Linked DNA regions of Homo sapiens: all the other regions are linked to region 5. A link is a contact called in ENCODE Hi-C or POLR2A ChIA-PET data. All regions are on one chromosome and are shown on one strand. The core of a region is the stretch at or near the end of the contact, and the rest is flanking DNA. Distances in the headings are between cores, read along the strand shown.

Evidence for each region. Hi-C counts contacts between places; a loop is a spot of excess contacts on that map. ChIA-PET counts read pairs that join two places held with the same protein, here RNA polymerase II (POLR2A). Pooled maps may share reads with other maps.
Region 1: a pooled map shows a loop between it and region 5 (2.6-fold over the local background). The contact joins the promoter of PLAAT4 here to the promoter of SLC3A2 in region 5. A Hi-C loop is called at or near these places in 1 of 50 pooled maps. POLR2A ChIA-PET finds 5 or more read pairs at or near these places in 2 of 52 experiments (A673 and H1).
Region 2: a loop to region 5 is called in a pooled map, with 2.7 times the contacts of the local background. The contact joins the promoter of ASRGL1 here to the promoter of SLC3A2 in region 5. A Hi-C loop is called at or near these places in 1 of 50 pooled maps. POLR2A ChIA-PET finds 5 or more read pairs at or near these places in 2 of 52 experiments (GM12878 and Panc1).
Region 3: a map of ascending aorta shows a loop between it and region 5 (4-fold over the local background). The contact joins the promoter of PLAAT3 here to the promoter of SLC3A2 in region 5. A Hi-C loop is called at or near these places in 1 of 168 maps with a recorded cell type or tissue (ascending aorta) and 7 of 50 pooled maps. POLR2A ChIA-PET finds 5 or more read pairs at or near these places in 2 of 52 experiments (Caco-2 and GM12878).
Region 4: a loop to region 5 is called in a map of ovary, with 3 times the contacts of the local background. The contact joins the promoter of ZFTA here to the promoter of SLC3A2 in region 5. A Hi-C loop is called at or near these places in 1 of 168 maps with a recorded cell type or tissue (ovary) and 7 of 50 pooled maps. POLR2A ChIA-PET finds 5 or more read pairs at or near these places in 3 of 52 experiments (T-cell, activated CD8-positive, alpha-beta memory T cell and endothelial cell of umbilical vein).
Region 6: a map of CD8-positive, alpha-beta T cell shows a loop between it and region 5 (24-fold over the local background). The contact joins the promoter of MARK2 here to the promoter of SLC3A2 in region 5. A Hi-C loop is called at or near these places in 1 of 168 maps with a recorded cell type or tissue (CD8-positive, alpha-beta T cell), 1 of 37 single-sample maps with no recorded cell type and 12 of 50 pooled maps. POLR2A ChIA-PET finds 5 or more read pairs at or near these places in 1 of 52 experiments (WTC11).

The regions. Positions count from the first base shown.
Region 1 is chr11:63,533,897-63,538,346 of GRCh38, reverse strand. It overlaps PLAAT4 (phospholipase A and acyltransferase 4), which reads right to left and starts at 1,539. Exons shown (of 4, transcript NM_004585.5): 1 at 1,470-1,539. The coding sequence starts at 1,478. RefSeq lists enhancers at 1,591-1,640, 3,298-3,387.
Region 2 is chr11:62,334,510-62,338,902 of GRCh38, reverse strand. ASRGL1 (asparaginase and isoaspartyl peptidase 1) reads right to left here and starts at 1,455. Exons shown (of 7, transcript NM_001083926.2): 1 at 1,329-1,455; 2 at 736-1,013. The coding sequence starts at 925. RefSeq lists an enhancer at 875-1,544.
Region 3 is chr11:63,612,610-63,616,830 of GRCh38, reverse strand. PLAAT3 (phospholipase A and acyltransferase 3) reads left to right here and starts at 2,398. Exons shown (of 5, transcript NM_001128203.2): 1 at 2,398-2,446; 2 at 2,763-2,831. The coding sequence starts at 2,817. It overlaps LNCROPM (lncRNA regulator of PLAAT3 mediated phospholipid metabolism), which reads right to left and starts at 523. Exons shown (of 4, transcript NR_199012.1): 1 at 419-523. RefSeq lists silencers at 2,186-2,245, 2,266-2,345.
Region 4 is chr11:63,766,798-63,770,750 of GRCh38, reverse strand. It overlaps ZFTA (zinc finger translocation associated), which reads left to right and starts at 1,976. Exons shown (of 5, transcript NM_001144936.2): 1 at 1,976-2,267. The coding sequence starts at 2,129. RefSeq lists silencers at 1,160-1,629, 1,650-1,859, 1,990-2,039, 2,260-2,559.
Region 5 is chr11:62,878,859-62,882,972 of GRCh38, reverse strand. It overlaps SLC3A2 (solute carrier family 3 member 2), which reads right to left and starts at 2,077. Exons shown (of 9, transcript NM_001013251.3): 1 at 1,526-2,077; 2 at 907-1,080; 3 at 1-65. The coding sequence starts at 1,949. RefSeq lists enhancers at 1,086-1,365, 602-1,801, 1,786-2,055, 1,445-2,336, 2,706-2,755.
Region 6 is chr11:63,835,866-63,840,423 of GRCh38, reverse strand. MARK2 (microtubule affinity regulating kinase 2) reads right to left here and starts at 1,314. Exons shown (of 19, transcript NM_001039469.3): 1 at 864-1,314. The coding sequence starts at 917. RefSeq lists a silencer at 980-1,219 and enhancers at 1,230-1,379, 1,640-2,628.

The sequences.
Region 1 (4,450 bases), core at 290-2,789, 660 kb before region 5:
CCCTGCCACTCCATATCCAACTCCTCAGAACCCATGGTGGCCTTCCCAAGGGCACATCTGGCCATGACCGTCCTCTGACCTCAGGGCCCAGGACACACCCTGTGGGCAGCTCCCAGGCCCTTCCTGACTGGCCCTTCCTCACCCTCCTCTCCCTCCCTGGGCTCTGCACCCACAGGCCCACTGAGTGACATCCCAGCCCCTCACTACTGCCCTGGCTCTGGTCTCTGCTGCTCTGCACATCTGGTTCTCCCTGCCTCCATCACTTCCCTGCAGCCACTCTTCCTCTTCCCCTCCCTCAAACCCCCTCACCTGAGAAGCTGCCCTGATGGCCCCAGCCTGGCTCAGCTGACCCGCCACCCCACTCCTAGGACCTGGGTCCCCGGGGGCCTCTGCTGCTCTCTGCAGGGGTCAAGTTGAGCTGCAATTCCCTGTGCCTCCCTGTGCCCCTCTGGGCTGTGAGCTCCAGGCAGGCAGGATCCTGTGTGCTCCTCCCTCCCTGCACCTCCAGGACCCAGTGAAGGGCCTGGCGTAGAATGGGGCAAGGAAATAGACAAGGAAGAGGGAGGAGAAAGGAGCAGGGCCAGGACTCCCTCCCAGCTCCTCCTCTGTATGTCAGGGCACCACAGGAGATGGTTTCCATGTGGGGAGAGAGAGGGGCTTTTAACTGCAATGCTGAATGTCTAAAACCACAGTCAAGGTACTGGCAACCTCAGCTGGTGGCCAGTGAGATATGAGCTTTGGCCTGGGCTCCCTGTTAAAAGCCCTGATTTGTTTTGGCAGCAGTAAAGCCCTTCCCCAGGATCAGGTGGTGCTGTTGGAGTGGGCTGCCCTCCAGAATTTGCAGGACTCCTTCCCGGAATGGTTTTGTTTCTAGTAATAGCCTGAGCCCCGCTGTTCCTTTTTAGTCACACACCACCGAGCTCAGCCTGCTCTCCCTAGAGCTTCTGCCAATCGGTACATCTGGGCTGATAGGAGGAGAAATTTCAGTTTTCAGAAAGCTGCTGAGATTAGAATGCACCTTAGAAGGCTGGATGATGCCACAGAGGAACGAGGAGAGAGAAAGCATCGTTTGGGGCCGAGAAGGGACTGAGCCCCAGTCACAGCAGAAGCAGACGATGTTGGGATTTGCTTGCTTCCCACAACCCAGAGTCCCCCACCTGCCCACACTCTGGCTTCTCCTCAGGCTGAGGTAGATTTGACACCCGGCACCCCACAGCTCTCTACTACATGGGAGTCCCGGGCTCCCCGCACTGTGCCAGTTACGCAGAGGAGGTGGACTCTGCCCAGAGGACTCCCTGTCCAGCTGGGCAGATGCACTTTTAAAAGACAAATACAGTTTTCCATGACAGCCTTCTAAAGACGAGCTCTGGAGCTGTGTGCCCAAGGCCAGGAGCCTGGACTGAGGCCTTTCCTAGGGGGAGCTGCCCAACTGCTGTAGAGTCAGTAATGCAAAGCCCTGGGAAACTTACCGAAGCCATCTCGAAGCCAAGAGGAGGTCTGGTGCTCCTCTTGTTTGTGGATCAGCTTTTATGCTGAAGGAGAGAATTTCACTTTCACTTTCCTTTTGACACTGTTTCAACCTCACTTAAATACTAAACACTGTTTAAAAGAGACAACTGTTTAAAAAGGAGCTATTTCTCTAGATGGAAGGACTAATCATTTCTTACACAAGCCATGGACTCATTGGTGCTTTAAAGCCACCTTGGGAGCAGCCAGAGTCGAAGGGGAGCCCTGAATTTCTGCCCTTGCTTGAGAAATAAAGGTCTTTTCTTTTTTTTTCTTTTTTGTTTGTTTGTTTGTTTGTTTGTTTGTTTTTTTGAGACAGAGTTTCGCTCTTGTCACCCAGACTGGAGTGCAATGGTGCGATCTCGGCTCATTGCAACCTCTGCCTCCCGGGTTCAAGTGATTCTCCTGCCTCAGCCTCCCAGGTAGCTGGGATTACAGGCACCTGCTGCCATGCCTGGCTCATTTTTCCATATTTAGTAGAGACGGGGTTTCACCATGTTGGCCAGGATGGTCTCGATCTCTTGACCTTGTGATCTGCCTCCCCGTCGGTCTCCCAAAATGCTGGGATTACAGGTGTGAGCCACCGCACCTGGCCAAAATAAAGGTCTCTTCTAAAAAGAACCCTGGGCAGCTCTTCCTACTCCAGGAAGGGGAGGCATTCGGAGGCAGGGAGATGTCAATCCCCAGTGCACCCCATAGGACATTGTCTTGTAAAGACACCCAGAAAATATTGGGCCAGAAGTCTTGGGAGAAGGCCAGAGGGGGTGTTTCATTCCATGGGGATGCCCTGGAGGTGAGGGGTACCTTAGACCATGTGGAGCCTGGGAGCTCATGGCCCCATTAAAATGCATTTGGGTGCAAGAAGCAGAACTAAACTCAAAAGGGCTTCAACAGCCTGGACACCCATTGTCTCGGTAACAGAAAGGCAGGAAGAGGGTGACTCAGGTTGGGTTTAGTGGCTCACCAAGGTCACCAAGGACTCAGCAGGCTGTCTCCATTGCACTGGTCCTGGGTCTGCACTGTTGCCCTGCAGGGACTCCCATGGCTGTAGCAGCCTTGAGTGGCCCATTTTTACCTGGCTATGCCCAAAAGATGGAGGGAAAGATAATTCTCATTTGTCTTTTTTTCAGGGAGTTAAGTCTTTCCCACAGTTCCCCAGATGACCTGTTCCCTTCTCCATTGGCCAGAACTGGGCCATATTTTCACACCCAACCAGAGGCCTAGACAGGTGGATCACTTGAGCCCACGAGTTCAAGACCAGCCTGGCCAACATGGCGAGACCCCGTCTCTGCTAAAAATACAGAAAAAAAAATTAGCCGGGCATGGTGGCATGTGCCTGTACTCTCAGCTACTTGGGAGGCGGAGATGGGAGGATCGCCTGAACCCAGAAGTCAGGCTGCAGTCAGCTGAGATTGCTCCACTGCAGTCTAGCCTGGGCAACTGGAGTGAAACCATGTCTCAAAGCAAAACAAAACAAAAAACCCCCATTTCTGTTGTTTAGGTTAGCATGCCTCTGGGTTTCACTCAAAACACTGTTGAACGATGTTGCTGTGTTTGGGCAGAGCTTCCAGGGACCGCTGTGGATATCATGAGGAAGCCTCAGAGCTTTCTCGGGCAGAGCTTCTACAGGTGTCTTGCCGTGGTCAGTTTCTTTGCTGTTTTTATGGCCCTCTGCAGGAGTGTCCATGGTCATTATCTCAGCCACCTTTTGGTTTCAGTTTCTCATCAGGTCTTGGGGGTGTCTGGCCACAGCAGATGTTATCTTATTACCTCAGTCCTTTATACCTATGTTTATCATTTTGAGGGTTCAGCAGTTTCACTGTGGGCTGAGTCACTTGTCGTAAGTGACTCCATTTTGAAATATTTAGGATCACAAAACTCTTTAAGGGGGCCCCCACAAGAGTCTGCATTCAACAATCCCAGAGTCTGGGTTTTTGCCTTGTGGCATAATAAAAATTTTTATTTTTAAATAAATTTATGCCTTGTAGCATAATAAAAGTTTATTTATGCCTTATGTGGCATGATAAAAAAATATATTTTTGGTCTTTGACCCCAGTTCCAGACACAGAGGTCCTAAGACCCTTGGAATTTCCTGAGTGATAGGATGTCATGTTATTCAGAAGGAGTCTCTGTCAAACAAATCTGAGTTTATGCTAATGAGGTGGCTCTTGGTTGAGGAGGGAGAGCTGGATAACTTCAGGTTGGGGACTGATCACCATTATTTAATCAGTAATGTCTACATTATGCAGCCTCCGTAGAAACCCCTACATGACGGGGTTGGGAGAGCTTTGGGGCAGGTGAACACAGATGTGGTGGGAGACTGGCCTGGCTGGAGAGGGCATGGTGGCAAAGATTCTCTGTGTGACCACATTTTAGTCAGGTTCCCAAACCTCTTCCTAGGCACATCTGTACTTCCTTGTAAAATCTAATTTTAGCAAAGGACCCTGCCAAGTCAGTTTAGCAGGAACTTCCCACCCTCAATATCTGACCGGGTTCATCCTTCTCACTGTCCTCCAGGTGATGTCTGATCACCCCGGCCTGTCTTCAGCAAGAATCCTGTTAGTGTGGTTTAACCAGAATCTCTCTTGCCCCTGAGGTTTCCTCTTTGTAATTTTGCATCCACTGACCTGTATGCTTCTCCTTGCCTATGAATTCCCACTTGCCCGTGCTGTGTTCAAGTTTGAGCCCCATCTCTCTCTCTTGCTGCAAAATCCCAGTGCAGTGGATATCAAGCTTGTATCATTAGATAATTTTTTCTTTAACAATGGAAGCTGTGCACAATCACTGCCCCCCATATTAGTTTCTTCTTAGTTTCTTCCATGTAGCTGTTGCTGAGTTGTATCCTTTATAATAAACTGACAATCATAAGTAAAGCAGTTTTCTAAATTTTGGAAGTTGTTCTAGGGAATTATCAAATTTAAAGGGGATTTAGGGGGTCTCCACC
Region 2 (4,393 bases), core at 206-2,705, 540 kb after region 5:
AGTGATCTCGGCTCACTGCAACCTCTGCCTCTCAGGTTCAAGCTATTCTCCTGCCTCGGCCTCCCGAGTAGCTGGGGTTACAGGCTCCTAGCACCACGCCTGGCTTTTTTTTTTTTTCTTTTGTATTTTTAGTAGAGGTGGCTTTTCACCTGTTAGCCAGGCTGGTCTCGAACTCCTGACCTCAGGTGATCCACCCGCCTTGGCCTCCCAAAGTGCTGGGATTACAGGCGTGAGCCACCGTGCTAAACCGCCTTCTATTAATTCTATCTGCAGCCACAAGTCCTTATATAATCCAGACATTCCCTTCTGTGGATTCCAGGTGTTTGGACAAAACTTTAAATCAATTGTTCATCAGAAAATCTTTGAATCTTAACTATGACCTGGAAACCACTCCCCCTCCCCCAGTAGTCTCACCTCTCCAGATGGAACCAATGTATGTCTTGTATGTACTGATTGACATCTTATGTCTCTCCAGAAGCACACATTCTCAGGATTTCCCAAGAGCTGTATCAGAGGCCATTGGTCACTCATATTTGCCTCAGTATAAATCTCTACAAATATTTTAGCGTTTGACTCTTTTCAGCACAGGTAGAAAAATTAAATATTGTTTCTTTTTTACATACTTAGTTTCACCCCAAAGCTCATTAGATTCCCTAACACTATGTAGGTTCTATTTATTCTGAAGAAGGAGCTTGACCTGACTCACATTATTTACTAGCTGAAAGGCACATTTACCTGCGTTGAACTCGGGATCGTCTTCCAGGGCGACGACAGCTCCCTCTACGGCATCCACGGCGCTCCCGCCCTCCCGGAGGATGCCGTAGCCCACGGTGGCGGCTCTGACCATGCCCTGGTGCACTCGCTCCTTCCGATCCTTGGAGATGGGACCGGCTCCGCCGCCGTGGACCACTACGATGGGATTCATGTCGGCGGATCCTAGGCAGCAGGAAGGCGAAAGCGTCGTCCAAAGCCAGCCCAAGGAAGCCGCGCGGGTACAAGGTCCTCGGGAGACCCTGTGGGGACAATGCCCAGTCTCTGTTCTGAACGGCTGGGTTCGCAGCTGGGGGTGGGTAGGGGCGGCTCGGTCGAGCTTGGTACGAAAAGCCCAGGGGCCCGGCGCCCTCCCGCGTTCCTCTCCGCCCCCGGCCCGGACCTGCTGGGGGTCTCAGTTTCCCCGGGGACGTTAACCCGCGCCCACCGCCGCCCGCCTCCAAGCCCCGGCGCCGAAGGAGGATGTCTATTTCGCCTTCGGGAAAATGTCTATTTTCGTTTATTTCATTCGCCCTCCCGCGTCTCGGGCGGCTGCTCCGGGAGGGCCGCCGACTTACCCAGGGCACCGCAGGACGCGGACGCCGAGACCTCAAGCTGGGTCGAGCCAGCCCCGCAGCCGCCCGGTACCGCCGCTCCCCGACGCCGGCTCGAAACCGCTCAGCCCGCAACCGCTCTGGTCACAACGGTTCTGCGCCTGCGCACGAGGGCGGGACCGCCGCACGGCCCAGTTCCCATAAAGCCCCGAAGGCCGGCTGGCGCGCACCTGTCTCACTCCTCTCAAGAGTCTACGCTCTTGGCCGGCCCGAGCTTCCTGGTGGCACGCGGGGAACCTCCTGCTCCTGACCAGGCTAGGGGCTGGGTGGTTGGGTTGGTGGCGAGAAGCGTGAAGTGGCATGCCACGATTTTGTAATTGCAGATTGAAAAGCAACGCTAGGCTGTGCGCAGTGGCTCATGCCTTGTAATCCCAGCACTTTGAGAGGCCGAGGCGGACGGATCACCTGAGGTCGGGAGTTCGAGACCAGCCTGACCAACACGGAGAAACCCTGTCCCTACTAAAAACACAAAATTAGCTGGGCGTGGTGGCGCATGCCTGTAATCCCAGCTACTCTGGAGGCTAAGGCACGAGAATCGTTTGAACCTGGGAGGCGGAGGTTGCGGTGAGTGGAAATCGCGCCATTGCACTCCAGCCTGGGCAACAAGAGTGAAACTCCGAATCAAAAGAAAAAAAAATTATACTGGGACAATGGGCATAAACAGGGACAGATCCAGGCAAACTGTGATTGATCTCCTGTGGATAGGAGAGTCCTTTCCCTTCTTGTTTACCCACAACTGATAACATATTTTACCACTCTTGGGAATTCCCTTTACTCCTGTTTTACCTTCGTTTCCTGCCTTAAGGCCCAGTTTAAATGAACCCCTCCTGCAAAGCCTTCTCCCTGGCACCCCACTAAGGATCAGTCATTCCCTTTCTAGTGACCTATTGTTAGAGATTACCACAAATTTATTGGCTTCAAACAACACACATTATCTTACAGTTCTGGTGGTCAGAAATTCAAACTGGGTCTGCAGGGTTGAGTTCCTTCGGGAAGCTCCAGAAGAGAATCTGTCTTTTCTTGCTTCTACAAGCTGCCTGTATCCTTGGCTCATGGCCTCATCCTCCATTGCCAAAGCCAACAGCCTAGCATCTTTAACTCTCTCTCCCTCTGGCCTGTTTCTGCTGCTACGTCACTTCTCTCTCTGTCACCATCATCACGATTTTCTTTTCTGACTCTGACTCTCCTGCCTCCTTCTTAAAGGAAGTCCCTTGGGATGACATTGGGCCCACCCAGATAACCCAGGATAATCTCCCTTTCTTACAATTTCTATTCTCATCTGCAAAGTCCCTTTTGCCATGTGAGGAGTGTTCACAGGTGGAGATTCGGATGTGACACCTTTGAGGGCCGTTATTCTGTCTCCCACACTCACCTCTTGGAAGAGGGTTATTTTAGCACGTCTCAACTGGTCGTGAGCCTAGTTGTGTCATCATAATACAGCTCACCATCATTTGGTTTCAGCTATTTATAGGAACCTGAACCCTACCCTATGCCTAGCCCTAACTCAAACCCCATCTCTACTGTTTTTCCTGATTGATCTGGAATTCAGTGATCTGGCTGAGGCTGGGGAAGGTGGCTGGTGGCCCAAGCAGGTAGAATGTTGGTTTCCATTTGATCCTCCCATCTCAGCCTCATGCGTTTATCTACTTCTCTGATGGGCTTCGTATTCCCCATCCCAATCCAAAGTCTCTTAGATAAATTCTCTAGAAAATAAACTTCTGGTCTTTGAGGAGGAAAGAGGAAGCATCTTTTTGTCCGGCTCTGTGGGATAGGAGAAGGAATCTGGCTAACTCCTCTGTAGACGATGTTCCATCAACAATCATTTTATGGATTAAGGATTGTATTCAACTGTCCCTGACGAAACGTGACCACAGTGGTTTAACCAGATAACTGTTGATTTGAAAACAACAATAACAACAACAACAACAACAACAACAACAAGACATCTAGTGGTTGCTGCCCAGGCTGGTGCAGCAGCTCCAAGGTGACACAGATGTCCCATCTCCTTCTCTTCCCTTCAGCATGTGGCTTTCACATTTATGGTGCTCCTAGGCACCTTGATCACTATTGGGGCAGAAGGAATGGGGAAGGGCAAAGGGAAGAAGGCTTTTGCCAGCTCCCCTTTGTTCCTTTAATTCAGGAAAGCTCTCTAGCTTTCCTAGAAGTCCTCCAAGTGGACTTTTATTGGCCAGAACTGGATTGGGGGGCTGCCCCTAGTGGCAAGAGAGTCTGAGTTTTTATTTTAGCAGGGTACATCATGGCCCTGGATAAAATCAAGGTCTCTTGGCAAGAAGGAAGGGTGACAGGCTATTGGAGAGACAACTGGGAACACCTGCCACTCCTGCCTCCCCATCTTTGAGATTCCTGTGTGTCTAAGCCCTGAGTCTCTCAAGCGTTCTCCAGAACAAATGGATTCACCTCTCAAGTAGATTACAACTTCCTTTAATCTGCCATTTGTTATTCATCTTCCAAAGTGACCTTTTTTACCTGCCATTGTCATCTCTCCCATTCTTCCTGTCTTTGTGGGTAGTATTCTTTTTAAGATTGTTTACTATCATTTTAGAGGGATTTTTGAAGGGAGGAGTAACCCATTTGTGTGACTGGGGAGGTTGACTAGAGCCCCAAGGAAGTGATTCTAACTACAGTGGCTCTGGATGTTCTAGGAGGAGGAGGGTTGGGTTAGGGAATGCCAGAGTTGGGGAGAGGAGGTGGGACCAGAAAAGGAGGGACTGGGCAGGGACTGGGCATTTCTGGGTCAGAAATGAAGGAGGCATATTAGAGAGATTGACGAAGAAGAAATGGGGGTGGGAGGGAGGAAGAGAAGAAAAAAAGAAAGAAGCAACTAACATTTCCTTCCTTTCCTTCCCTTCCTTCCCTTTCTTTCCTTTCTTTCTTTCTTCTTTGAGACGGAGTCTCGCTCTGTTGCCCAGGCTGGAGTATAGTGGTGCGATCTTGGCTGACTATAATCTCCATCTCCCGAGGCTCAGACATGATTCTCCTGCTTCAGCCACCCAAGTATCTGGGATTAC
Region 3 (4,221 bases), core at 1,149-3,648, 730 kb before region 5:
TTTGTATTTTTAGTAGAGACGGGGTTTCACTGTGTTAGCCAGGATGGTCTCGATCTCCTGACCTCGTGATCCACCCGCCTCGGCCTCCCAAAGTCCTGGGATTACGGGCGTGAGCCACCGCGCCCGGCCTATACTGGTCTCTCTACTCCTCTGCGTCCTGCAACACAGGAGCCCTCATAAGGAAATGAAGACCCAAAGAAGTAGTTGGTGTCAGTTACTTCTACACCGAATTGGACAAAGAATAGTAAGTTGTAATGAAGCAACTAAGAGCGGGGCCCGGTAGCTCACGCCTGTAATCTCAGCACTTTGGGAGGCCAAGGAGGGAGGATCACTTGAGTCCAGGAGTTTGAGACCTTGTCTCTATTTAAATAAAAATAAAAATTAAAAAGATGCAACTAAATTATGTGGGGAGGCTTACCAGATAACAGTTATTTTCCTGGAGAACATTACGTTCAGTGAAATAAGCCAGGCACAGAAAGACACATACTTTGTGATCTCACTTATATATGGAATCTAAAAAAATGGAACCCACGAGTAGGGAGTAGAATGGCAGTTACGGCGGTTGGGGGGAACAGGGGGGTGTCAGGGAGATGTTGGTCAAAGGGTACAAAATTTCTGTTAGGAGGAATAGAGGAATAAGTTCACCAGATCTATTGCACAACATGGTGATTATAGTAAATAACAATGTACTATGTTCTTGAAAATTACGGAGAGGTTTTGTGTTCTCACCACAAAAGAAGTATGTGAGGTAATGCATATGTTAATTAGCTCGATTTAGTTATTCCACAATGTATACATATTTCAAAACAACATGTTGTACATGACAAATACGTGGCAATTTTTGTCAATTAAAAAGTAAAAAATGGGCCGAGTGGTGGCTCACGCCTGTAATCCCAGCCCTTTCGGAGGCTGAGGCAGGTGGGTCATTTGGGGCCAGGAGTTCGTGACCAGCATGGTCAACATGCTGAAACCCTGTCTCTACTAAAAATACAAAAATTAGCTGGGCGCGGTGGTGCACGTCTGTAATCCCAACTACTCCGGAGGCTGAGGCAGGAGAATCGCTTGCCCGGAAGGCAGAGGTTGCAGTGAGCTGAGATAGAGCCACTGCACTCCAGCCTGGGTGACAGAGTGAGACTGTCTCAAAAAAAAAAAAACAAAAAACCCCAAAAAGTAAAAAATGAAAAAAGTTATTTCAACAAGGTCTGTACAGAATTCTTTCCGTCTCAACATCTCCTCTTTGAGGATAAGGATGTTGCTTTTTCTTCTAGTATAAGGAAGGTGTCCTTCAACATGGAAATTTCATCTGCTTTTAAGACACAGAAAAGGGGTCTTCTTGCACCTGCTGAGTTTTAAATGCCTTTAATTCAAAACAGCCAATATGCCATGGTGGTGTGTATATACACACACACACACACACACACACATATACACACATATATACACATATATATACACACATATATATGCACACATATATATACACACATATATACACACATATATACACACATATATACACACATATATACACACATATATATACACATATATACACATATATACACACATATATATACACACACATATATACACATATATACACATATATACACATATATATACACACATATATACACACATATATATACACACATATACACACATATATACACATATATACACACATATACACATATACATATATACACACATATATACACACATATATACACATATATACACATATATACACACATATATACACACATATATATACACATATATATACATATATATACACACATATATATATTTTGAGACTGAGTTTCGCTTTGTTGCACAGGCTAGAGTGCAGTGGCGCGATCTTGGCTCACTGCAACCCCCACCTCCCGGGCTCAAGTGATTCTCCTGCCTCAGCCTCCCGAGTAGCTGGGACTACAGGCGCATGCCTCCACGCCCGGCTAATTTTTTGCATTTTTAGTAGAGACGGGGTTTCATCGTGTTAGCCAGCATGGTCTCGATCTCTTGACCTCGTGATCTGCCCGCCTCGGCCTCCCAAAGTGCTGAGATTACAGGCGTGAGCCACCGCGCCCGGCCCTTGGTGGTATATTTTTAACTCCTTCAGTTTTTAAACTATAAGCCCATTCTTGAGTGAAGGCGAAAGTAAACCCATCATGGCCCTGCAGTGTGATGTGTGTGCAGAGGTCGAGTGTGTGCGACTCCTGGATGCTGGGCGCGCAGGGCATGGGTGAGGCGGGAAGAGGCGGTGCCGGGGGCGCGGGCGTCCTGCAGTCGCCGGGCTCGGGACCGGGGCCGGGCGCTCTGCGAGGCTCTCATTAGCCGGCGGCGCGGGGAGGGGCCGGGTGACCTCACGCCGGCCCGGCCACCGCGGCCATTAGACCCGGTCCAATTGCTGGGGCTGCAGCGCTGCCTCCGAGACCGCGAGGTGGGTGGATCGGGTCTTCCTGGAAGGGTGCGATAAGGCCGGGCGAGGTGCCTGGGATGCTTCTCCCCTTCCGCGAGGAAGAGATCTAATTGGGTAGGGCGGGTGTAGACTAGCCTGCCGAGCCGCCCGCTGGCACCTGCAGCCTCCTGGGCGCCCGCCGGGCCCCGGCGAGAAAGTTGTTAAAGGGAGCGAGGTGGTTGTTCCTGGGGTCCGAGGCGCGCCTCTCACGCCCTGCCCAACAGAAGCCGCAGTCCCGTGGGGTCTGGAGACGCAGTTTCCTGTTAATGACAATAAATCCCTGCTCCCCCTGCCTCAGACATCTACGCAGCGAAATCGAGCCTGGCCTTGAGGGTCCACACCGCGAGGGAAGATGCGTGCGCCCATTGTAAGTGCGGGGCGAGGCGGGGCTGGGCGGGGCTGGGAGCCCCCTGTTAGTGGGGACTCGTTGTCTCGGAGCCTGAATTACTGCTTCCGAGAGAGGAGCCTCGAGGATGTGGGGCCCGCACCTCTGTCAGCTGCGAGGCATCGGTGTCAGCTGCGGGTCGGCGCGCACCTGTTGGGAGTTGTCTCGGCGCGTCCTTCCGGGGGCCGGTGTGGGGGCGCCCTGCCTGAAACGCGCCCAGCGGAAGGCGGGACCCTCAGGAGGGAGGTGGCCAGGGCAGGTCTGTCCGCAGAAATCTGGCGCTGCCCTCCGGAGCCACACCCGGACAGCGGGACAGGCCTTGGGGGCTATGTCAGCTGACTCATCCCATGACCAGCCCTGCCAGCGGAGTCCCAGCGTTAACTGTGCTTGGCGACTGCCCCCCTTCCGCCTGGCCGGACCGCAGCAGAGGGATTCAGAGGATGGGATTTGGAGGTGGACCCTCCTAGTGTTGAGCATCTGGTTGTGAGACTCTCATCAAGTTCAAATCCACTGTTTCCCAGAGTGAAGGTTTTGTTTTATTTATTTATTTTTATTTTTATTTTTATTTTTTGAGACGGAGTCTCGCTCTGTCACCCAGGCTGGAGTGCAGTGGCATGATCTCGGCTCACTGCGACCTCCGCCTCTCGGGTTCAAGCGATTCTCCTGCCTCAGCCTACCGAGTAGCTGGGAGTACAGGCGCCCGCCACTACGCCTGGCTAATTTTTTGTATTTTTAGTGGAGACGGGGTTTCACCGTGTTAGCCAGGATGGTCTCGACTTCCTGACCTCGTGCTCCGCCCGCCTCGGTCTCGCAAAGTGCTGGGATTACAGGCGTGAGCCACCGAGCCCTGCCGCAGAGTGAAGATTATATCACTTAATACTCAGAAAGTGCCCAGAACAATGCCTAGCACACATTTTGAGTGCTCAACCATAATTCACTGTTGTTATTATCTCAGTCCATATAAAGAGTTTTGCCTGGTGTCAGGGTGTATCTGGCATGTTTGTTTGACACCTGGAGTGGTCACTTTTTAATATCATTCTCTATCTGATAACATTATTTTTAGCAATAATCATGCAATGAATAGTAATAATGTCCAGAAAGAAACACAGTGAGCATTTTCTTTTATTGAACCTCGTATATGTAATCATGACAGTAAAAACCTTATATATGTAATCATGAGAGTAAAAAAATTAAAAATGAAAAAGTAAATGTGAGTGCAAAAGCAGGAAAAAAAATGGATTAGTAGGTTTTAATCACATTAATGTATTTTTGAAAAAAGGAAAAACTTAGATGTAGGATGGTATCAGAGATGAATAATAGTAACACTACAACTTCTGTTTTTGAAACTTCTGAAAAGTTGTCCATGACATTG
Region 4 (3,953 bases), core at 727-3,226, 890 kb before region 5:
TAATAAAATTACCCTTTTTATACACACAGAGCACTGGCAGGACAGACACCAGAGTCTCACAGGGGCTGGCCCTCAGCATTGGTTCTCTGTGGAGTGAGCAACTAAACTAGAATAAAGCACAAGGGCCCTTGGCCCCAGAAGAACAGGCTTCTTTCATTTTAGGACATTAGGCTCTTTTAGCTTCTTTTCCTTTCTTTTCTTTCTTTCTTTTTCTTTTTTTTTTTTTTTTAAACCATACTACTTAGAAGTGCGTGAAGCCCAGGTCTCTGTCTCACTTTCCCTTTGTGTTCCCGGGCCTGGCACAGATGAGGGACATAATGAATTAAGGAATCTCCCATCTCAGGGCCTGCGTGGCACCCATCAGCATCAGGGCCTCTGACCCCAGTGGGTGAGAGGAAGTGCAACCCCCCCCCGCCCCCCTGAGCGCAGGGCCTGCCGCGAAGAGAGCAGAGCTGTGAAAGGAGACTCAGTTTACCCAAGGTGGAGTCTCAAGCACGTCAACATGGGGGCTGAGGAAGAGACGGGACATCTCCGCGGCGACAGAGCCCAGAGGCACTTAAGAAATCTTAGTTCTTGTCCCCTCCTCATAAGCACTTCGGGGACAGGTTTCCTGTGTTCCAAGTAATTTAATTCCCATGGCTCCCGAAAGGCTGGAGCGGTTTCCTTTTCAGAGGCTGTGGGTGCCTCTGAGAAGGAAAGTCACAGGCAGTATCGGTCTTGCCCATGTTTTTCAGTGCTGTGTGTCCAGCGTCTGAAAGCATGCGGGCACACAGTAGGTGGTGACAAGCGGACGAACTGCCATCGGCGACAGCTGGGTAACTCGCCAGTGCAGGGAACAAAACCCGCCTCCAGATAAGAAGACCCTGCAGGCCTCCCGCACCCTGTAATTTGGATCTCCAGGAATCGCCTTTGTTGTGGGCGCCCAACCTCAGGCAAAGCGAGCACCTGCTCCTCCCGCCGGTCCTCGCAGGAGGACCCCAGGCTGCTGCGCCCCGGCTGCCTCTCCGGGTCCCTGCGCTCCGCTTCTCCGGAGCTGGGGGACCGGGGGCGCCCCGGGACCCGCAGCCAGGGTCCGCCCAGCGCTTCCGAGCCGTGGTAACGCGCCTCCCCAGGTGCCCGACACCCCGCCCGGGGCCAGCATTTTTCGCTTCCTAGGGCCGGGCCGGGGGTCTGGGGCTGCGTCAAGGGCCTCGTCAGGCACCCCCAGGCCTGCGGGGGCAGGATCCTGAGTCACCGCCGCGCACGCCCTCTCCTCCCGGCTTCCATCCTGGGGCCACCTCCAGCCCGCAGGGTCGGGCCCCGGCGCAGCCGGCTCTCTGCGGGTCTGCTGTGCGCCCCTCTCCCCAGCCCGAGTCACTGCGGCCGCCGCCCCCACCCCTGGCTGGCTCGGGGGAGCCTCGCTTGTCCGCCCCTCCCATGAGAAGCCCGAGCTCTCAGCGCTCCCGGGCGGCTCCCGCGGGAGGGGGCGCGGCCGCCCCCACGGCTCCACCCTCTCGGCGGGGCCGCAGCCATCTGGGGCCCCTGCCAGTAGCGGCCGCTCCGGGGCCCGCACGGAGCTCGCGACCCGCTTGCGCGGCGGGAGGCAGCCCCGGGCAGGGACCCCGGCCTCCTCAGCGGGCGCTCCCGGCGCTGAGATGCCCCGAGGGGGCGGTGGCCGCGAGCCGAGCCCGGGTGGAAGCGCGTCGCAGCGGACGCGGGCGCCCCTCGCCACCTCAGTGACCCTTTGGGAGCCGGGACCGGAGCCCCGCAGGCGGCGGTGCGGGCCCGCGGGGGCGGCGAGGTCCGTGCCCCTAGCGTCCGGAGCGGGCGCAGGCTGCTGAGCCTCGGCTGGGCTCGTTGCCTCCCGCCTTTCCCCCCAGCCCCCCGCGAGCTGGCAGGAGGAAATAGCGCGCGGCCCCTTTAAATTTACCCAGGAGCCCTTAAAGGAGCCCCAGGGGCCCCAGACAGGAATCCCCACCCCGGTCCAGCCCGCGCCGCCGAGCGAGCAGCCTGCCGTCCGTGCGGCCGGCCGCCCCGTGCATGCGCCCCGCGCCCCGGGGCCCCGCGCAGCGAGCGCTCCGCGCGGGCTGCCGCCGGCCCCGCGGCCCCGCGCCCCGCCGCCCCGGGGCCCCGCTCCGCAGCGCAGCGCATGGAGCCCGGCGGGGACCACCGGAGCCGGAGCAGCGGCGGCAGGGGCGGCCCCGGGCCAGCAGTGGCCTCGGCACGGGGCCGACGGCTGCCGCCCGCCGGATCGAGCGGCAGCGCGGAGCCAGAGGAAGACGAAGGCGGTAAGAGCTGGGGCCGGCGGCCCGGGCGGGGGCCCCGGCGTGGGGGAAGGGAGGGCTGCGGCTCGGGGCCCCTCTCCGCCGCCGAACAAAGCGGGGGACGCGGGCAGGGCGGCCGGGGGCGCCACCTGGTGGGCGCGGAGCGCGGCTGCAGGGCTGGCGGGGGAGCCCCCCGCCCAGCTCCCGGGGTCGGCTCGCGGGGCTCGGGCGGCTCGCCTCCCCCTTAAAGGGCCCCGCTGCCGCCCGCAGCGCCCCGCCTTGGGGGCCAGGCCCGAGGGGCCCCACGGGGCAGGGCGCCACGGAGCGAGGCTGGACTTTGGCCCCCGCCCCTTTCTCTTTCAGACTCCCAGGTGGTCTCCCTAATCGGGCTTTCTCTCAAAAGTCCGCCCAGACCCTGGGTCCCCTTCGGGGGCTTTTCCCCAGCGGAGCTGAGCTCAGCTCCGAACTCTGCTGTTTTAAATCGGGCTGCTCCTCTCGTCTCGTGGCCTTGTGAGAGACATGCACCCTTTTTCTTTTCTCCCACATTCTCCCTAGGAAAGTGCATCGCTTGCGCCCCGGGGGCCCACACCATCTTTTCCCACCGCGGGCAGTTTTTAAAGCGATGGGTTCGCCCACAAAGGCAGGCACCCCTCCGGCCGGTGCATTCTCCCTTCCCTTCTTTTCAGAATTTTTTTTTGCCCTAATTTGTCAGCTCTAGCGGAACCAACCAGTCCTCCTCGTTCGCTCTCAAAGGAGACTGTTGACTCATTTCCCGGCTGCAGGGTCACGCCTTAAGACCCTTGAGGGTTTCCTCCAGGCCAGGGAGACTCTGCCCGAATCTCCAGGCTCCCCTCCCGGTCTCTCCCCTCCCAGAAACGCCCCATCCCCTTTTGTTTTTAAAGAACCTCGGCTCCTCCCCCTTTTTCGGCTCTTAAAGGGCCAATCCACCTTAGACTAGCCTGGATCCAGCGCTGGAAGGATGCTTAGAGACCAGCCAGCTAGCCAGTGTCGTTGCAGACAAAGAAGCTCAGGCCCAGAGTGCGGACATGACCTATCAAAGGTCACAGAGCAAGTTACCAGTGAAGCCAGGACTTGAACCCAGGCCTATGACTCCGAAGCCAGTGGATTCTATGGATCTACTTAAATAAAAACTAAAACAAAAAAACTTCCACAAGGGTGACAGGAGCCCTTTCTGATCCTGTCTTTTGTTTTCCCAACCCTGTGATTCTCCACTGGGAGAATGACCAGAACCTGCCTGTGTGCCCAGGAGACCATTTTTCTAAATCAAGAGGGGTGGGAACTGTAGGGAGGGTAGGGGACTGCTCTGGGTGGGTGTCTGGCACAGGGAACACCATTGGGTTAGTGGGGCCTCTCCAGTGCCCGCCCTTCTGACTGCTGGGCAGTGGCCGGCTCCCTGCCAGAGCAGCAAATAAAGCCCCAGAAAGACTTAATGGGCTTCAGTGGATGGTGGCCACTCCCTGCCGCAGTGTCATTAGTTGTCACTCTGGTGGCCCTCCTGCCATCCCTTTACAGGGTCATTGGCTCCTCCAGAATCTGGAGAAGTTTCAGTCTCAGAAACTCCTTTCCCTGGAGATGTTGGCAGCTTTGTCTTGGGGATCCCTCCCATGTGGGGGCCTAGATTTGGGGAACTGACAATGCCTAGCCCATCCCCAAAATGGGAGTCTCAGGAAGCTATATTTGAAGCATTAC
Region 5 (4,114 bases), core at 828-3,327:
CTGAGTGGAGAACCACGAGTTCTCACCCCGGTAGTTGGGAGTAAGGTCCAGAATGACACGGATGCCTAAAACAACGGAGGAAGACGCAATCATGAGACAGTCTATGAGTTAAGGGAAAATAAGGAAATCACAAATGCAAGTCACTGAGTGTTTCCTATGTATTACTTGGTACAAAAGCTTGAATTTGAACCCGGGCAAAATTCATTCCATTGAAACAGATGTGAGCAAGGAAGGGCCTTAAGATATGGGAAGGCAGGCCAGGCGAGTTCAAAACCAGACCGGTCAACATGTTGAAAATTGTCTCTACTAAAAATAAAAAAATTATCTGGGTGTGGTGGCACACGGCTGTAGTACCAGCTACTCAGGAGGCTGAGGCACGAGAATCGCTTGAACCCTGGGGGAGGAGGCTGCAGTAAGCTGAGATCGTTCCACTGCACTGCAGCCTGGGTGACAAGAGTGAGACTCCATCTCAAAAAAAAAAAAAGATATTGGAAGGCAGAAAGTTTATAGTGCAGAGAAGTGGCCCCTGTGTTCCCCACTCCCAAAGTGAACCTTTTTAAACATGTGTCTATATCGAGTCGTAAAACAATATTTGGGATTCCCCCCCCCCAAAAAAACCTACTGTTTTACAAGTTTAAAACCACTGGTTTAGTAAATATCTATATTTTGCAAATAAGGGCACTGAAGCCCAGAAGTTAAATGACCTGCTCAAGATTCCACAGCCAAGTAGAAAGCCCCCAGACGACTGGACAAATCCATTTTAGGCTGAAGACTAACAAATCTCCCCTCTACCTGCCCTAGGAAAACTCAGAGCCAGTTAGCAGGAAACCAGACAAAAGTTCTAGCCTACTTTTCCTCTGGCCAAGTCCTTTCTAGCTGTTTCCTTGGGAACCCCAGGATACCCACTCTTTTTTTTAGCCGATTGCAAGAGACTGTCAAAATCTTCCTTGGAGCCAAAATTGGGGTCGATCTGCAGCAAGTCAGTCTGAGCGACATCATCCTTCTGGTTCTTGTGAATTGGACCCAGCACAAGGCCCTTCACCTTCAGAGAGCTCAGGTAATCGAGACGCCCCTTCAGACCTGAAATGGGGGCTGGGTTAACAAGTGAGGCCCCTCTGAGAGGCCCCTGACCTCCCCACCCTCCCTTCTCCCAGCGCCTAAGGGTGGGACGGGGAGGGGGCAAAGGGGGAGAGAGGGAGGCAAGGCTGAATCACGAGACTCAGAGGAGCTGATGTAAGGAGTCCTGCACATTACTTCAGAAACCGGTTGCAACTGGCTTCTGGCGCCGCGGGGAAGGAGGACGCTGAGTCACCCACCCTCGTGACGGAGTGAGGGGCGGGTCGGCTTTCTTCAAAGAAAGGAGGGAAGGACAATGTGCCGGGGAGGGGGTGGGGGAAGGGGGAACAGTCGTCGGTACGGGATGGAGGGAAGAACCATCTAGATCCGTCTGGGGACAGGGGAGGGGGTCGGTGCAAGCCACCAGATTCAACCGGAGGTACCCGGGACGGGGGCGCGCTGCACTCACCCGCCAGGTTGCCCGCGCCGTGGCCCTGGAAGGCCTGAAGGTCGCCGATGCGGTAGAGGGCGCCCGTGTGCCACCACTTCTGCGCCGGTAGCTCGCGACAACGCGGCGCTCGCACGATTATGACCACGGCACCAGCAAGCATGCCGAGCCAGCCGAGCCAGAAGAGCAGCAGCAGTGCCCAGCGGGTGCGTACCCAGCCGGGGCTGCCTGCCACCTTCAGCAGCTCCTCCTTGGACAGGCCCGTGAACTTAGCCGCGGCTGCCGCCTCCGCCTCGTCTTCCGCCACCTTGATCTTCACCAGACCATTCTTCTCGGCTCCCGCCAGGGACATGGCCGCCCCAGACGCCGCGTTCATCGGCTGCTTCTCGGGCTCTAACTCATTCAGCTCCACCTCCTTCATATCCACCTCGGTGTCCTGGCTCATGGTGCCTGCAGAACCGGCGACACGACGCAGCTTGCGGTCAGATGGTGGCTCAACCCCTACCTGGACCCTCGGACCCAGAACGCTCTCCCCGGCCTCTGTGCCTCCGCGCAGTTTCGGCTACTGCATCTGCTCAGCAGCAGGCGCGGCCTCTGGGAAGGGGCAGCGGAGCCCCGCCCCGGCCCGCCCCTTAAGGTGGAACCTCGGGGACTGCCCCAGCCGTGGGCGGCTCAGGGTAGTAAAGTCAGGAACACGCCTCCGACAGTACTTCCTGCATGGTCCAATTTCTCATCTCCAACCTGTCTAACCCTAAAGTTCTTTTCAACCTGATTCTGGGAAGGCCTGGCACGGAGCCACCTTTAAGTGGACTAGGCCTGTGATCCTGCCCCAAATCCCGAGGCCCCTCCAGTGTCCTTTAGGCCTTACCGCCCCCAAACGCCCCTCTTCTTCCATTCCGGCAGGCTAGTGACTACCCCAACACCATCCTCCATTTGCCCCTGGTTCACGGCTCCGGCCGCCGTCTGGTTTTCCCAACTTTGCATGGCTACTTGCACTCTCAGAGGCAGCCAGTCACAACTTCTGCCTTTTCCCCCACCAAGGCTTGCCCTCTCAGGCCTCTGGGACTTGGCGCTAGACCTCTGCTAGACCTCTGCTTCCGTGCACGGCTTACTCCCACTCGTTTTTCAAGACTCATCTTGAATTCATTTCAAGAAATTCCTCATGCAGCAACTATTTATTGTGTACTCACTACAATACTTTGCTTTGTTAACTTTATTGAATTTAACACTAATCCAGCCTTCTTCACAGTACTTTAAAATGAATGGTTTGGGCAGGAAGGTTGAGGTAGACACCCCCCTTCTTATCCTACCCCACCCCCAGCTGCTAGCACCTGGATGTTTGGCAGCTAGGAATCAGACATCCAGAAGAGACTGATAGGGCTGTAATGAACATAACAGAGCTAGGTCTCAGAGGCATCCACCTTTTTTGTGGAATAGACCAGAAGATGCCATGGCCAGACTCTTACCCACCTTGCAGGAACTCCCACAGTTATCCCCAAACTCCCCCAAGGTCCTGTCTCCCTATCACTTCACTATGTTAGGCCTTGGAGGCAGCTGGTACTGCAGAGGCTTTGAAGAAGCCTAGAATTCCCTCCACAGGGTCCTTGGATTGAAGTGGGGCAGAGACAGGGTTCACAGCAGGGAACTACCGGACATCAACACCGTGGGGTGCCAACACTCTCAGGAACTCCTTGTTCCTAAACAGTGCCAGTTGGGCTACTTTCAGAGAGGAGCTGGAGGAAATCGGTTCTTTCTCCCTTTCCCACCTAGGCTGGAAGCCAAGATTGCTGTGTATTTGGAAGAAAGCAAAAGCCAAGATCTGAAGTAATAGCATAGAGAAAAGGGTCACCCTCTGCTAGTCCCCTCTGCAACCCCAGGCATCCAACCCCATCCCCACCCTAGGAACAAGGGGTGCACGGGGCAGCCCCTGGGAGAAGGCAAGCAAGTGGGTTCAGACCAGTGCTCAAAGATAATAAGAGATCCAAGGTGCCCTGCATGTGCCAGATAAGAAGTGCCAACCAGAGGTTCTGAATGGACTATATCTCGAGCACAAAAGCTCAAGGCTGGGCGCAGTGTGACTCATGCCTGTCACCTAGCCCTTTAGGAGGCCAAGGAGGGAGGATTCCTTGAGGCCAGGAGTTTAAGACCAGACGGGGCAACATAGTGAGACTCCATTTCTAAATAAATAAAAAAATAAATTTTAAAATTATCTGGGCCTGGCTGGGTGTGGTGGCTCACACCTGTAATCCCACCTACTAATCCCTGTAATCCCACTTCTCATGCTGTGGCATGAGAATCGCTTGAACCCAGGAGGTAGAGGTTGCAGTGAGCCAAGAATGGGCCACTGCACTCCAGTCTGGGTGATAGAGCAAGACTCTGCCTCAAAAAAACTAACAGGCCAGGTGTGGTGGCTGACACCTGTAATCCCAGCACTTTGGGAGGCTGAGGGTGGCGGATAACTTGAGGTCAGGAGTTCGTGACCAGCCTGGCCAACATGGTGAAACCCCATCTCTACTAAAAATACAAAAATTAACTGGACATAGTAGCACACGCCTGTAGTCCCAGACTTGGAGGGGTGAGGCATGAGAATCGCTTGAACCCGAGAGGCAG
Region 6 (4,558 bases), core at 65-2,564, 960 kb before region 5:
AAGGCTGGTAGAACACTCACAGAGAGAAACAAGAGGCCCAGGGACCTAAAAGCCAAACCCGAGGGGAAGAGAACAAGAGGGATCCAAAGACTCTGAAGGGAGTGATGATTGGAACCCCAAACGCAACCTGTGGGAAAACTATGCGCATGACAGCTGTGGGGAAACACGGAAGCGACAAATGCCAGCGCCAGGATCCAGGGAGCTCCTGGAGCAAAGAAGGGAAAGTGATGAGCAAAGAGTAGGCGAAGGATTTGGAAAGGTGATGAGGGTGGAGCTGGTGGGTTGCAAGCAAGAGGGAGAGCACAATTTGGAAAACGAAGAAGCAGGGTAGAAAAAGCTGGGGGAACTGCAAGGGGCCAGGGATCGAGAGCGCAGTCCAGGGCAAGGACCCTGAGGGTGATAACCCAGAGACTGGCAGAACCGGTGCGGGCGGAGGGGAAGCGAGGCAGGAGAGACGAAGGGAGAGGTGGACAACGATCTGTGGCAAATCGCGGGGTGCTGCTATTCGAGGAGCGGGAGGGTGGCTGCTTTAAGCGTGGGTGGAGGAAGACCAGAAAGGCCCCTGAGAGAAAAAGGGAAGAGAAAGGGAAGCTGGGGAGGTGACACGGAAGAGCGCAGGAGGGCGGTGAGGGGAGACGGGGGTTGGCAGAAAGACAAGTGTGCAGCTTGGAGTCAGGACGAGGTGGGTCCCAGGTCAGGACTCGGAAGCGGGATGTGCGGAGCCGGAGCCAGGAGCCGGATGACAGGGCAGCCGAGGCTTGCAGGATGGCAGCAGGGGCACGAGGAGAGCAGAAGAGGGAGGAGGCTCCGCAAGGTGCAAAGGGCCCAGCCAGAGAATTCGGGGAGCCCTCGGGGCTCCTTACCTGCTCCGTGTCCCTCTCGTTCAGCGTGGGTAGGGGGGTCCGAGCGCTGGACATGGCGCCGGTATCTCGGGGGAGGGAACCGAGAAGCTTGGAGGAAGGGAGGGAAGGGAAGGCGCGGAGCCCGGCCGGGCGGGGCTTCTCACAGCAGGAGCACCCGCCGCATGGGCCCCGGCCGGGGGTGCGGGGAGGCCGGGCAGCCGCTCACGCCAGCCCGGGGATGCGCCGCTCGGGCTAGGCCGCGCCGGCTCCGAGCGGCTCCGGACCGCACCCCCCCGACCCCCGGCTGGGCTGTGCCGCCTTTCGGCCGGGCCGCGCCGCTCCGCCTACTCTCTGCCGCCGCAGCCGGCCGCCTGCCTCGCTCCTCCCCTGCCCTCAGCGGCACTGCTCCGCGCCCGGCACACAGGCAGCCGCCGCCGGACCTGCTGCTCCCAACATGGCCGCCACCACCGCCGGCCCTCGGCTCTTTTCGCCGGCAGCAGCCGGAAACATCCGAAGCGGCTAGAAACGGGAGGTGGGGCGCGCCTTCTCCTCCCGGCCACAGACTACGGGTGAATTCCGGAAACAGCCGAAGAAGGTAAACCCCGGGGACGCGCTCTCCTCCTCGATTCCGAAGACGAAGCTTCGGCTCTGTTTACGGAAATCCACGAAGCGACCCCGGGTGCCTACCCCCCGCCCCCGTCCACGGCCATCCAGCCACGCCCACCGGCCTTTCCCCGCCCACTTCAAGGGGGCTTTCGGCAGTTTCCGGAAATACCCGAAGCTGCTCCGCGTGCTGAGCCGGCCACGCCCCCTCCCACAGCCCTGCCGAGGGCGGTCGTCGGCCATTTCCGGCAACACCCGAGGCCCTCCGAGCACCCGGTCGTTTCCCCGGGTGGCTCTCGGAGTCTGATTCGCTTCGTGTCTTTCCGTCAGTTTTCGGGCATTTTCAAACCTTGAACAGGAAGCGTGGGTCACCTGTCTGTGCTTGTGATTTGACTAAATACAAAACAAGATTGTTAGCCGTCCCTGTGATTGGCATCCTCTGGTTCTATAGCAGCTTCCTGTCTGCATTTCTGTCCATCTGTCGGTCAGCTCATAAAATTCATCTTCTTTTTATCATCTAGCCTATCAATATACCTGTCAAATGCAGCATCAGTCTATTGCCTGTCTGCCACCGTCTATCTTGGCTTCTGTGGATTCATCCGTGCATTCCCGCATCTAGTCCGCAGGGCTCGGCAAGGCCCCAGGCAGGCCCAGGGCAGCGTCCTCTGCACCGGATGCGGGAGCGTCCAGGGCCCTGCATTTCAGCCCCAGCTCTGCCAAGTGCCAATGCTGCGTGATCTTGGAAAAATCACATAACATCACTGAGTTTAGGCTCCTCTTTCCTTTGCCTTTGCTCCTGCGTTGACATTCAAAATGACATTTCTGAATTCCAGTTACCTTTTAAAATGCCTCTGCAAGATAAGGCATTTAAAGTTTCTTTTCTTTCCTCCTCTGGGCCTCATTTTCCCCATCAGTAAAGTGAAGCCATTGGATTCATGAACTCGGAGGTCCTTCTCAGCTTTGGAGAGCCCTTGACTAACAGGAAGTCTGTATGGCAACTGCAGTCCATTCCTCACTTCCCCTTACACTGCGTTACCAAGGACAGGGAGTATCCTGGGCTGATTTCCCCAGCGCCAAGCTGTCCTCACCCATAGTACCTGGAACACGTTGGAACCACACCCTCCCATCAGTGGCTTAAGGTGGGCAGGAGGCAGAGGCCCCGCAGGAGTCAGAAACCAGACTCAGGCAACAGGTTCCCAAAGGTACAGGAGCAGAGAGGCTCCAGGAGTTATTGGGAAAACTGCTGATTGGACCCCTGCTACTTGACCTCCAACTCCCAGCTACAGCATCTTGAGCCAGCCTTCATCCCATCAATCAGAGAAATAGGCATCTGAGCAGATGTAATTACCAGGGTATGAAAGTACTTCCTAAGGCAACAGGTATCACTACACTCTTAGTAAATCCTGGGACTTCAGCACTGCTCCCCATGCCCCATACCAGCTCTATTCAGGCACCCAACCGTTGAGGAAGAAGGTGAAGGCACACCCATGAAGGTGAGGGAAAGAGAGAAGAGGAGGACAGAGAACACCTCACTCCCCAACCCAAATTCGATCCTTGAGAATCATCTGCCCTCTGGTGGCCAAAGGGAGACACGTTGCTGATTCCTGTGCCTGGTATCACCTCTAATGCCAGGGTCTGGAAAGCAGGGAAAAGAGAGAGGAAGCAGTTGGTGGTTGGTGTTCCAGCAGTCTCTCCCTGGTCCACACTCTCGTCTAAATAGACTCCATCTTCTCCAAGCTTCTCACTCTAGCTCTAACCCCTGCCTCACCCCTGCCCTTTGACCTTCATCCCCAACCCCTACCCTACCTATCCTTTCTCTTCCTTGCTAGCTTTGCACAAGGCTGCTGAGCTTGTCTCCCCGCCTAGACTCCCTCCAACCTACTGCACCAGACATGTCAGAATAATCTTCCCAAAGTCCAGCTCCAATAACATCTCTGCTCTGCTAGAAAGCTATCACCAGCTCCCTCACTGGTTATAGGCAGGGCTGGCTTCTTGGGCCCACGACCCCATGCAGTCACACAGAGCCCTGTGCTCAGGTGGACCCTGAGCTTGGATTAATGCTCTGCTGTCACCATCTTGAAATTTTTTTTTTTAAGACTGAATCTCGCTCTATCTCCCAGGCTGGAGTGCAGTGGTGCGATCTCAGCTCACTGCAACCTCCACCTCCCAGGTTCAAGTGATTCTCATGCCTCAGCCTCCTGAATAGCTGGGATTATAGGTGCCCACCACCACACCCGGCTAATTTTTTGTGTTTTTAGTAAAGACAGGGTTTCACCATGTTGGCCAGTTTGGTCTAGAACTCCCAACCTCAAGTGATCCACCTGCCTCGGCCTCCCAAAGTGCTGGGATTACAGGCGTGAGCCACCACGCCCGGCCCATTATCTTGAAATTTTTGACCAAGGGGGCCATGCATTTCCATTTTGCACTGTGCCCCACAAATTATGTAGCTGGTCCTGGCTGTAGGAAAAGCCTTTAGCCTGCATTTAAAACTTTGCTCAATCTGGCCTCACATTGCCTTACAATAACCTCTCCAACTATCACTGATCACACTTCTCCCTAACTCCTACCCCGCTGCCAGTCTCTCTCACTTCCATGCCTTTGGTCAAGCTGATAGATGATTGCCCATCATCCACCTCAGCTTCCAGAACCACTTCAAGATCCAGTTCAAATCTCACCTACTCAAATCCATGAACCCTCCTAGTTCTCCTCAAAGATGAATTATTGCCACACATTTACCCCCTCTCTAAATCTGCAAATTCATTTATTCATTCAGCAAATCCCTACTGAGCACCTACTATGTGCAAGGCATTGTTTTAGGCTTTTAGGTAGATCAGTGAACAAGATAAAGATCTCTGCCTGCCAGGCGCGGTGGCTCATGCCTGTAATCCCAGCACTTTGGGAGACCAAGGTGAGGGGATCATGTGAGGTCAGGAGTTCGAGACCAGCCTGGCCAACATGGTGGAACCCCGTCTCTACTAAAAAAAGCACACAAAAAATTAGCCAGGCACGGTGGTGGGCGTCTGTAATCCCAGCTACTTGGGAGGTGGAGTCGGGAGAATCGCTTGAAACCAGGAGGCAGAGGTTGCAGTGAGCCGAGATCACCACGCCACTGC